2 separate regions of the Homo sapiens genome follow, and region 1 is linked to region 2. Evidence: read pairs that join two places in POLR2A ChIA-PET (ENCODE). Cell type or tissue: endothelial cell of umbilical vein. All regions are shown on one strand.

The links. ChIA-PET counts read pairs that join two places held together with the same protein. Peaks named below come from ENCODE experiments on the same cell type or tissue, not always from the same donor. Only the 100,000 strongest peaks of a DNase experiment are listed, where the experiment ranks them.
Region 1: POLR2A ChIA-PET joins it to region 2 with 5 read pairs; 2 of 35 experiments call an interaction of 5 or more read pairs at or near these places.

What each region holds. Positions count from the first base shown.
Region 1 is chr2:36,520,066-36,525,065 of GRCh38, forward strand. It overlaps CRIM1 (cysteine rich transmembrane BMP regulator 1), which reads left to right. Exons shown (of 17, transcript NM_016441.3): 13 at 2,027-2,248. Among named protein-coding and RNA genes, the nearest start is that of FEZ2, 76 kb to the right of the region's middle. In endothelial cell of umbilical vein, no CTCF peak of the experiment used is centred here; no DNase peak of the experiment used is centred here.
Region 2 is chr2:36,436,057-36,441,056 of GRCh38, forward strand. All of the region lies in intron 2 of CRIM1 (cysteine rich transmembrane BMP regulator 1), which reads left to right. Among named protein-coding and RNA genes, the nearest start is that of CRIM1, 83 kb to the left of the region's middle. In endothelial cell of umbilical vein, no CTCF peak of the experiment used is centred here; DNase peaks (open chromatin) are centred at 2,635 and 3,225; H3K27ac peaks cover 2,781 bases.

The sequences.
Region 1 (5,000 bases), 84 kb after region 2:
GGGTAAGATTCCAAATGACATTGTCGGTCAGGGTTGGGCCAGGAGCCTCCTGCCTGGTGGAAGGAAACCTGCAGACTCTACCTCGGCTCCAGCCCTCACACCGTCACTGCCAGCGTATCCTGATGTCCTCTGGGTTATTTCCAGGCCTCAGTGAGAGCCCTGCAGATTCCAGGCTGTTCGTTTCACTGTCATTCCATAGCTTCAGCACGGCTGTCCCTTCTTCTTCTTTTCAGTTTTTAGACAGAGGTTGGGCAATGCTTGCATGAGCTAAGTTAACGTAAGTCACAAAAACCTCATGGAGATTTGCAGGGCCTAGTGTGAACAAGAGGGTGTTGTCCTTATTTCTAGCCAAAGCAAAAGTTAGCACTGGTCAGTCTCTTAGAGAAGAAATTATCCCTCGACGTAGATAACCACGAAAAGGTCATTGAGAAAGTCATCCCATCTTACTATCTCTAACCTATGTGGGTGGGATCTGTGGAATCATATCTGTAATAGGACCTAGAGTACCATGGAGCCGTGGAACCAATGGCTGTTCTTCAACTTATGCCTGCTGCCTTTGGGACTAGTCATAGGAGATACAGTTACTCAGTTTAAAGGAGAGGGTATGGGCCAATCCCATTATGCTGGCTTTCCTGTCCCTCAGAGAAGGTCCACAATGAAGTAACTGCCTTGGTCCTCAAAAAGGCCCTTCTTGTCACATCCTGCTTACTGGCTGTGGGGTATATTCATGAGGTGGATAGAAGGAAAAAGTGGCATGTAGAGCTTCTGGATCATATGGCAACTACATGTCTCAGTTGTTTCTGGTTCTTGACTAAAAATAACAGAGCTCATGAAGTTGGTTCTGGGAAGAACATACGACAACTCTTTTGATTGTGTATGCATTGAGAAAATGTGGCCCTCTTAGAGCTTTGCTAGGTAGGGCTGTCGTGGCTGTGTCTAGACTCTTGAGTGGTGAAGTTGATTAGAAGTGCTCTCTTATCAGTTGGACTATGACATTTCTAAACTGGAAACGCACCCACTTACATTTTCCTTTCTGATATCTCAATCATATTGCTGCTTGAAGTTACAATTTTCATTGATTTTAGTGGAAACCGATGCCCAAAGTGCTATCTGGATTTTCTGGTGACATTTTCTGTTGCAAGTTGTAACTAGATCTGGGGACTTCCAGGTCTCAGTCTTTAGATAGCAAAGACACAGATGATTTGCACATGATTTCTCTGTGGTTGCATCCTTATGAGTGATTTAGATTTCTTATCTTTCAGTCATTAATGTGAATTCCTGAACATTGGAATGTTGCATTTAGGTGGTTTTTGGTAGTCTGGTACAATGAGAATTTGTCTGAATATTGATTGGTCAAAATTGCATGTGGCCACAAGTAAGAGAAAATCCAGCTACAATTTGTAAGTAAATAGAGGTCTATTTTACATATATGACAAGACATTTGGAGGCAGATGTTTATCAGCATTGATTCAGTGGCTCAGTGGGGTCAAGGCCTTTCTCTTCTGATAGGGGTGTCACAGCCGTGATCAACGCACTCCTATCAAGGCAGGAATAATGTGGAAGGATGATGGCAGAACATATCTACCCTTCTTTGAAGAAAGTGAAAGCTTTCCCAGAAATCCCTTCGTTAGCCATTAGGTCCCATTAGCTACGGCTAGATGATGGGGCCACCCTAGTTTCAAGGGAGCCTAGGAAAGCAGGGAACAGAATTGTCCCATTTACTTACATGCATTGTAATCCAAGTCCTGGGACTTCCCCAAAGAAAACCAGGATTTCATTAAGGAAGAAAGAGCGGATGTTATATAAACAACTAACAGAATAACTGTAACATCTCTTTTTTGATCTTTGTTATTTTGTTTAAAAATTTAAGACCCTTCCCGAATCATACTTTCTGATTTGTTACTGCGTCATGTATTTAAGGAGGCACCGAAAGCCATCATGACTGGGTGTGCTTTGAAACACACTATGTTGCATAGTTGCTGGCCAACAGCATCTTCTTTGCTGACCTATATGTTCATTTTTCCAGATCAACCTTTTCGGCCTTCCTTGTCCCGCAATAACAGCGTACCTAATTACTGCAAAAATGATGAAGGGGATATATTCCTGGCAGCTGAGTCCTGGAAGCCTGACGTTTGTACCAGCTGCATCTGCATTGATAGCGTAATTAGCTGTTTCTCTGAGTCCTGCCCTTCTGTATCCTGTGAAAGACCTGTCTTGAGAAAAGGCCAGTGTTGTCCCTACTGCATAGGTAAGACCAAGGAAAAAAAAATCCCTCATCTCTACCAGTTGTCACTAAATCTGTATTGACAGCCATTTGCTAGATCAATTAATATTTTTGAAACTGGTTTTTTCCCTGCTTGACATGTCACACAGACCCAGTGTAGCAACACTGAGCAGAAGAAAGATATGGAAGATGTACTCCCAAGAGGAGGTGCTGTAAGAATAAATAAATGAGGCCAGGAGTGGTGGCTCACGCCTGCAATCCCAGCACTTTGGGAGGCCGAGGCAGACGGATCACTTGAGGTCAGGAGTTCAAGACCAGCCTGGCCAACATGATGAAACCCCGTCTCTACCAAAAATACAGAAATTAGCTGTGTGTGGTGGCACACACCTGTAATCCCAGCTACTCCGGAGGCTGAGGCAGGAGAATCACTTGAACACGGGAGGCGGAGGTTACAGTGAGCCAAGATTGTGCCACTGCACTCCAGCCTGGGTGACAGAGCAAGACTCCATCTCAAAAAAAAAAAAAAGAAGAAGAAGAAGAAGGAGAAAGAAATGTTCTCTGAGAATGTCATACTGTTACAGCACTGTCGTGTTCTATCGGGGTCCTTGGCCAGTTCAGGGTTTTCAATTTCAGAACTCTGTTTCTCCAGCCTATTTTTTACAGTGGTTTTTTTTTTCTTTTTTTAGACAGATTCTCACTCTGTCACCCAGGCTGGAGTGCAGTGGTGCAATCTCAGCTTGCTGCAACCTCCGCCTCCTGGGTTCAAGTAATTCTCCTGCCTCAGCCTCCCTAGTAGCTGGAATTACAGGTGCCTGCCACCTCGCCTAGCTAATTTTTGTATTTTAGTAGAGATGGGGACAGTGGTGTTTTTTTCCAGATAGAAACACCAAGTCTCATATTAGAGCCCACTTAGTGTATAAAGCTTGCTGCTGCCTTGAGATCAACTAAATATGAAATATTAATTTAATCTCCCAGTTGTTCCTGTCTTCTGGCACTTAATGGATTCTGTTTCAACCACGTGGTTGTCCCTGTCAGTGGCCTAGGCACACAGAGTGAGGCCTGAGTAACTCTAGAGCCCTCACCTTCTTGTGACCCGTGGTGGTGATGCATCTTTGTGAGCAGAGGATCTATGTATATTAGCACCTAACATCTGGAGCAAAACTAGTCCTATGGACATAAGCCAGATGCTGTTCCGAGGTCCAAAAGGTGAGACAGCTGGCAGTTCTATCAAGGACAGCCCGTGTTCCCTGGGCTTTCACCCTCTTTTAACGCTTTTGTGTCCAGTAAAGCTCAAAGTCAAATGAAAGACAATGACACGTCTTAATCAGATAGTGCACCTATAATCAGAGTAGCAGATGAAAAAGTTTACAGTCTGTACTAATTGCACATTTATTGTTGGGGATTTTCCATGTTTTCTAAACACAAGTCATTGCATATATCTGGAGTGATAGATGGGGAATAAAGGAGATCTGGCTACACAGTTTTGTGGCATTTCTGATAGATAAGCTGAGGAATGGTGGCCATAACTCAAGCTCATGAGGACATCTCCCTGTCCTTGTCTTGTGACTTCTGGCCACTAGACAGGGCCACTCTGAGTCTTTTACTCTGCGTGTTGGTATATGAGATGGAAATGCCTGTTCTTAGGAATTTTACACAGATTTTCTTACTGTAATGGTCAAAGAGTAATAAAAGTTCTGTTTTAAAAGCTAGATGGCCAAAGAGTAATAAAAGTTCTGTTTTAAAAGCTAGATTCTCTCTTTTAATAGGGTTACCATCCATATAATTTATTCTTCAAACCACGATGCTTTTGAGAGTGAAAAGGGGGCTGTTAATAATTCTGATGGGACAATAGTCATACATAGATCAGGAGTGTCCCAAGCAAACTGGATATGTGGTAGCCCTGCATTTTAGCACCGGCTTCTCTGTACTCTACCCCTAAGCTTTCTAGCTCCTAAGTGGAGCGAAAAATGTATCAAGGCATATATCCAATTTAGTGCTACTTACCTTTTCAAAGAGCTGACCAAAATTCACGCAACAAAATGACACTGCCTTTGGTGAGATCTAAATGAAAGCTATAACTAAGCTATTCTTTCAGGCTGGGTAAGGGGAAAGTATAGCCAATATCCCCATAGTTATATATCAAAACTTTTTTTTTTAACTTTTTAAGTTCAGAGGTACAAGTGCAGTAAAGCTTTAATACTAAAGGAAATAGTTCACAAGTCAACCAGGGATACTTATGTCATACTTGGGAAACCAGGGCCCAGGAGGTCTGAGAATTGCATGTTACCTTCAGAGGAAAAATCTAACAGCAGATCTCTCGTGTGTTGAAAATTCTCAGATTGTTTTGTGTAAATTTATTGTTGTTTTGCTACTTAATTGTTAAATTTGTAATTAGTAAATTATTCGACTAGTAAATTTGTTTTCATGTGATAGTAGATAATCATCTCTCACAAAACCAATTTAACAAATTCAAAATTATGAAGAGAAACCTGCAAATCGTAGTATTCTGTAGTCTTTCTTTTTATTTTTTATTTTTTTGCCTTCATACTTTCTATTCCAATTCCTGCATCTAGATTATACATTCTTCATTGGTGTAGAAAAAAAGGACCAGTTTGGCTCAAATTTGTGATTTTGATTTTAAGTTGGACTGCAGCACTTTTGCTAAATTGTGGTTCATATGAGCTCGTAATGGTATAGTGGACATTTTGATTCTGATCTGTCTCCCTCCACAACTTCCCTCCCCCTCCCAAACTGATGCACGTATAATTTTATCATA
Region 2 (5,000 bases):
AAAATTCAGAAGTAATGTCAGAAAAACTTTCTAATTGATGGAGTGGCTGTAGTTTTATCCTTATTTTCTCCATGGAAAAAACATAGAATAGAGACAGAGAAGAATAAATAAAATCTGATGGGAGAATTTATAGAAAAGGCTGAAAAAAAAGGTTTCAGAAAAACAATTCCTGATGTTATGGTAATTGTACTACATTTAAGTGACAAGCTGATGACTAGTTCGGGGCAGAGGAAGATGCAGGGTGAGTAGGGATTCTAGATAATTTATTGAAAGGTGAATAGAGGGTTGAAAGAAGAGAAAAAGGAATGTTAATTACAAAATAAGAAAGATGGAGACTTTTGAAATCTAAATTATTTGAAAGCATAACTTCACAATTTGAAGGCTTGAATCTTATGCCTGCTAGTCATGAAGTTAAAAACATAGCTTTGAAAAATTAAAGTAAGTGCTGGAAATTTGAAGAGAAGTTACTGGCTCGTAGTAGATTTTACAGATCCCTCTTGGAAATCAGGTAAAAAATGGGAGGTATAGGTAATCAGAATGTCATAATTAAGCTTGATTTAATAGATAACGCAAGATTATATGTAATAAACAGAGGATATATGTTCTTTTCAAATACCCATCTATTTTAAAATTGGTTATGAGACCACACATACATACACACACGTGCTAAAAACCAAAAACATGCAAAACTCAAGAAGTTAACAAAAGTAGAGAATTGTACAGCCTACATTCCATTCTCTGGCAACCAGGCAGTAAGACTATAAATTAAAAAAGAAAGCTCCCCAAAATGTAGCTATGCAGAAATTTAATATCACTCTTCTAAAAAGTCTTTAAAAAGGAAACATATAAATTACTTAGCAACAAGTCACACTGAAAGCAATACATTATCAAAAATCAGAATATAACCAAAGCAATATTTGATTGAAATATTCAAAGCATAATTAAAATTGTTTGTATAATAACTCTTTAAGAAATGTGTTTGTTATAAGACAACCAAATAGAAATGAACCAAGCATTAATCTTAAAACACTAGAGGAGGCTGGGCACGGTGGCGCACGCCTGTCATCCCAGCACTTTGGGAGGCCGAGGCGGGCAGATCACGAGGTCAGGAGATCGAGACCATCCTGGCTAACACGGTGAAACCGTATCTGTACTAAAAATACAAAAAATTAGCCGGGCGAGGTGGTGGGCGCCTGTAGTCCCAGCTACTCCGGAGGCTGAGGCAGGAGAATGGCGTGAACCGGGGAGGCAGAGCTTGCAGTGAACCAAGATTGCACCACTGTACTCCAGCCTGGGTGACAGAGCGAGACTCCATCTCAAAAAAAAAAAGAGTTAGTGTAACTTTGAAACTAAAATTGGATAAGGCCAACATAAAAAGAGAGAGAACTAAAGATGAACATTACTCAAGTTTATAAATTTAAAAATCTTAAAATGTTAGGAAGTCAAATTCAACAGGATCTTTAAAAACAGTTTATTCTTAGAACACAAGGATGATTTAAAATCCAACCGATTATATTAATAAAGAGAAAGCCAGTGTGATTGATCATCTTGAAAAGTTGAAAAGCATTTAATAAGATTTAACCTGCATTTTTAACATTCTTACATCCCTTCTAGCCGTCAAACTCTGATCGACTTACACTTAAGACTGTGTCTTTGGTAGCCTACCCTATTCCACTTTTATTACAAAGGCAGCTCTTAAGACATAAATCCATCTCTTCAGGCTCGAACTGCAAAACACACGTCGAGAGGTGACAATGTTGGGACTGTCAAAAAGAACTTAAAGAGTGGGATAACCAGCCGGGCGCGGTGGCTCACTCCTGTAATCCCAGCACTTTGGGAGGCTGAGGCGGGTGGATCACAACATCAGAAGATCGAGACCAGCCCGGCCAACATGGTGAAACCCCATCTCTACTAAAAATACAAAAATTAGCTGGATGTGGTGGCACGCACCCGTAGTCCCAGCTACTCAGGAGGCTGGGACAGAAAAATTGCTTGAACCCAGGAGGTGGAGGTTGCAGTGAGCTGAGATTGTGCCACTGTACTCCAGCCTGGCAACAGAGCAAGACTCCATCTCAAAAAAAAAAAACAAAAAAAAAGAGTGGGATAACCAGTAAGATCTAATATGTTGGGTTTTAATGGAGATGTTTAATTGAAGCATATGTTTCAAAATTCTGATTATTACATACTAAATATTTTGTAAAATAAAAATGTAATAGAATATGATAAGAATATATTAATGACAGCAAATTAACAAGAGTAGGAATTAAGTGCTATTTGCAATCAAAGTCACAAAGCTTTTCTTAATTATAAAACAATGTGTTTGCCAGATAAGCAGTCTACCAAATGCAGTTTACAAACTCCAACTTAATCTGCATACATTCAAGATTCGCCTTCTCCTCCTCACCTCTTTGATTTATTCTCCTCCACACTGATGGGGCTCTGAGAGTGGAATTCCTTATTAGTTAATCATGTTCTCTTCTCACGGCAGTTCCTTGGGGGGTTATACTATGAAAGTGGGCTAGATGGATTCTCTGAGACTCCTGTTTGACCCAAGCACATGTGGCGTATAGGCTGTAGCTCCCATGAGACATGCAGTGAGATAAGACTGGTAAGAGGGAGCAGGGATGTAGCTAACCCGGTAGCTTTAACAAAAACCACATTTCTGAAAGGGAAGGAGCTGTGCCCAGAGAAATCAGCTGATGACTCAGGATCACAGTAGTGATTCCTGAGACAGGAGTCATATTATTACAGAGGAACATAGCTGGAACTGGATGGACCAAGTTTCACATCACCACATCACCATTTACTAGCTGTGTGACCTTGGGCAAATAAATCTGAATCTCAGTTTCATCATCTGTAAAATGGAGCAAATAATAACTAACCTTCTGGGGTTATTGTGACATGAGCACATGGCATGTGTGTTAATGAAGTCTGTTCTTAGGACAGAGGCTGTTTTATTTTCCATTCTGCTTTAAGCTGCTTATTGGATATTGGCATGTGGGTGATAGCCACAGGGAGGGTAGAGGCCTGCAAATGAATGTTTCCCCTGAGTGAGGCACAGGTGCCATGAAGTGGTATTCTATCCAACAGGAAAATTAAGTGTAGTCATAAGGTAGGTGGCAGAAGGAAGGCAGCATTAAGACTCAACCCATCTCATCTCGTTCTCCAACACACCCGGTACCCAGCTGTGGTAAACAGTGCTAGTATTTGTCTTCCTCCATATTCTTTCTTGCCAAGTGCCTTTCCAACCTCCTCCCACGTCTCCTTCCTCCCCAGATATTGTGTGCCTTCCTGTTGTTGCCCAGGTTCCCAAAGTCCTATCTTTCTAAGAAGGGACCTGTTTTTCTGAATTATTCTCTTCCTCTTTCTATATAATCAAATCTCTAATTTGTCCCATAGTGAACGGTACAGTCTTGAAAATGGCATAAGGGGTTCTAAATCGCCAGGTACCCCTGCTGCTCATCCAACCTCATCTCCTGTTTGTCCTCTCACTGTGCCTCAGCCACACTGACGTTCTTACTCTTCCTGGGACACACAAGCCTGCGTCAGCAGTTCCTTCTGCTGGGATGCTCTTCTCCAAAGTATCTCCGTGGCTCGTCCCCTCACTCCTTCAAGTCTTTGTTCAGCCGTAAACTTCTCAATCATGCCCATCCATTCTCACCACATTGTAACTGCTACCCACTTCTTCTAAGCATTCCAATTCCCTCTTACTCTGTTCTTGTTTTCCCCTCATAGCACATATCACCCTTTACTACTATATAATTTGCTTCTTTATAATGTTTGTTACTTATGTTCTGTCATCCTCCACCACCATATCAACTAACAAGGTCAGGAACCTGTGTCTTTCCTCTTTACTGACATATCCCAAGCTGCTGAAGCAACAGGTGCTCAGTCAATGTTTCAGTGAATTTACTAGAACTATAAGTATGAAGAGTCTCCTATATTATGTCTTAGGTAGACAAGAAATAGATAAGGAAGAGGAAAGATACAGCAATCAAGGTAGAAAATGACTAGAGGAACAGGCATGGTTTTAAAAAGAGATCCACTGCTATGATATCAAGACCTGAGTGGACTGGAATGAGGTGACCTGGATTCTTGCTTTAAGTTTACCAATGACCTTAGCCAGGTCACTTAAGCTCTGGGGCCTCAGACGTTCTTTATCTACAAAATGAGAAAACTAAACTAGGTGACCTTTTGGGTCTTATCCTACTACCCAATTCTGTGTTTGGGTTTTACTTTAGGAAGACCAATTAACACTTACGGAAACATTGCCTGGTACTAACTGGCATCAATTTCACCTAATGTCTCCTGAACTCCCCATCTCCCACCAAAGGTCCTGGGCTGGGATGATGTCTTTTAGTCTATTTCCATCTTTTCCTCAAGGGCCTTATGTTCGTATAGGTCTCTTAAAACTCAACCCAAGAAGCTAAACTGTGGACTGGGGTTTCAGAAGCCAGGGCTTTGCTCCTCCATCGTAAAATCTGAGTAAACCCACATTGTTTTATTTTTCGCATCTCTAAAATTGAGATACAGCAATGGGTCGGCAGATAATATTAGACAGAGGGGAATAAGGTGCATTTGATGGAGCTCTGCTAGAAATAGAAGCACATCAGGTGCCATTTCAGGAAATTACACGGGAATTTGGCTCATTATCCATCTTGCTAAGCTGCCACATCGTAAAGTCACAGACTATTAATAGAATACCATTGATAACTCAGAGTGTGCAGGTAGAGTTCCTCCATGTTGATTGTCGTACACATTGTCTCCAGTTTCTGAAGTAGCCATGATTTGTTTGTGTTTTAAGGTACACTGTTTTCAAAGAACAGCCTTTAAAGCTCTTTTGAATTCAAAGATCTTTCAGTTACTCAAGGAATGGGTCCAGTTTTCAGATTCTCCACGCCATGGGTGCATCTTCCCTTCAGCTTTCTTCATTTTGGTCATTGCTCCAGATGTTCATTGTTTAACACAAGTGGGTAGGGAGACGGAGAAGAAGGGAATTT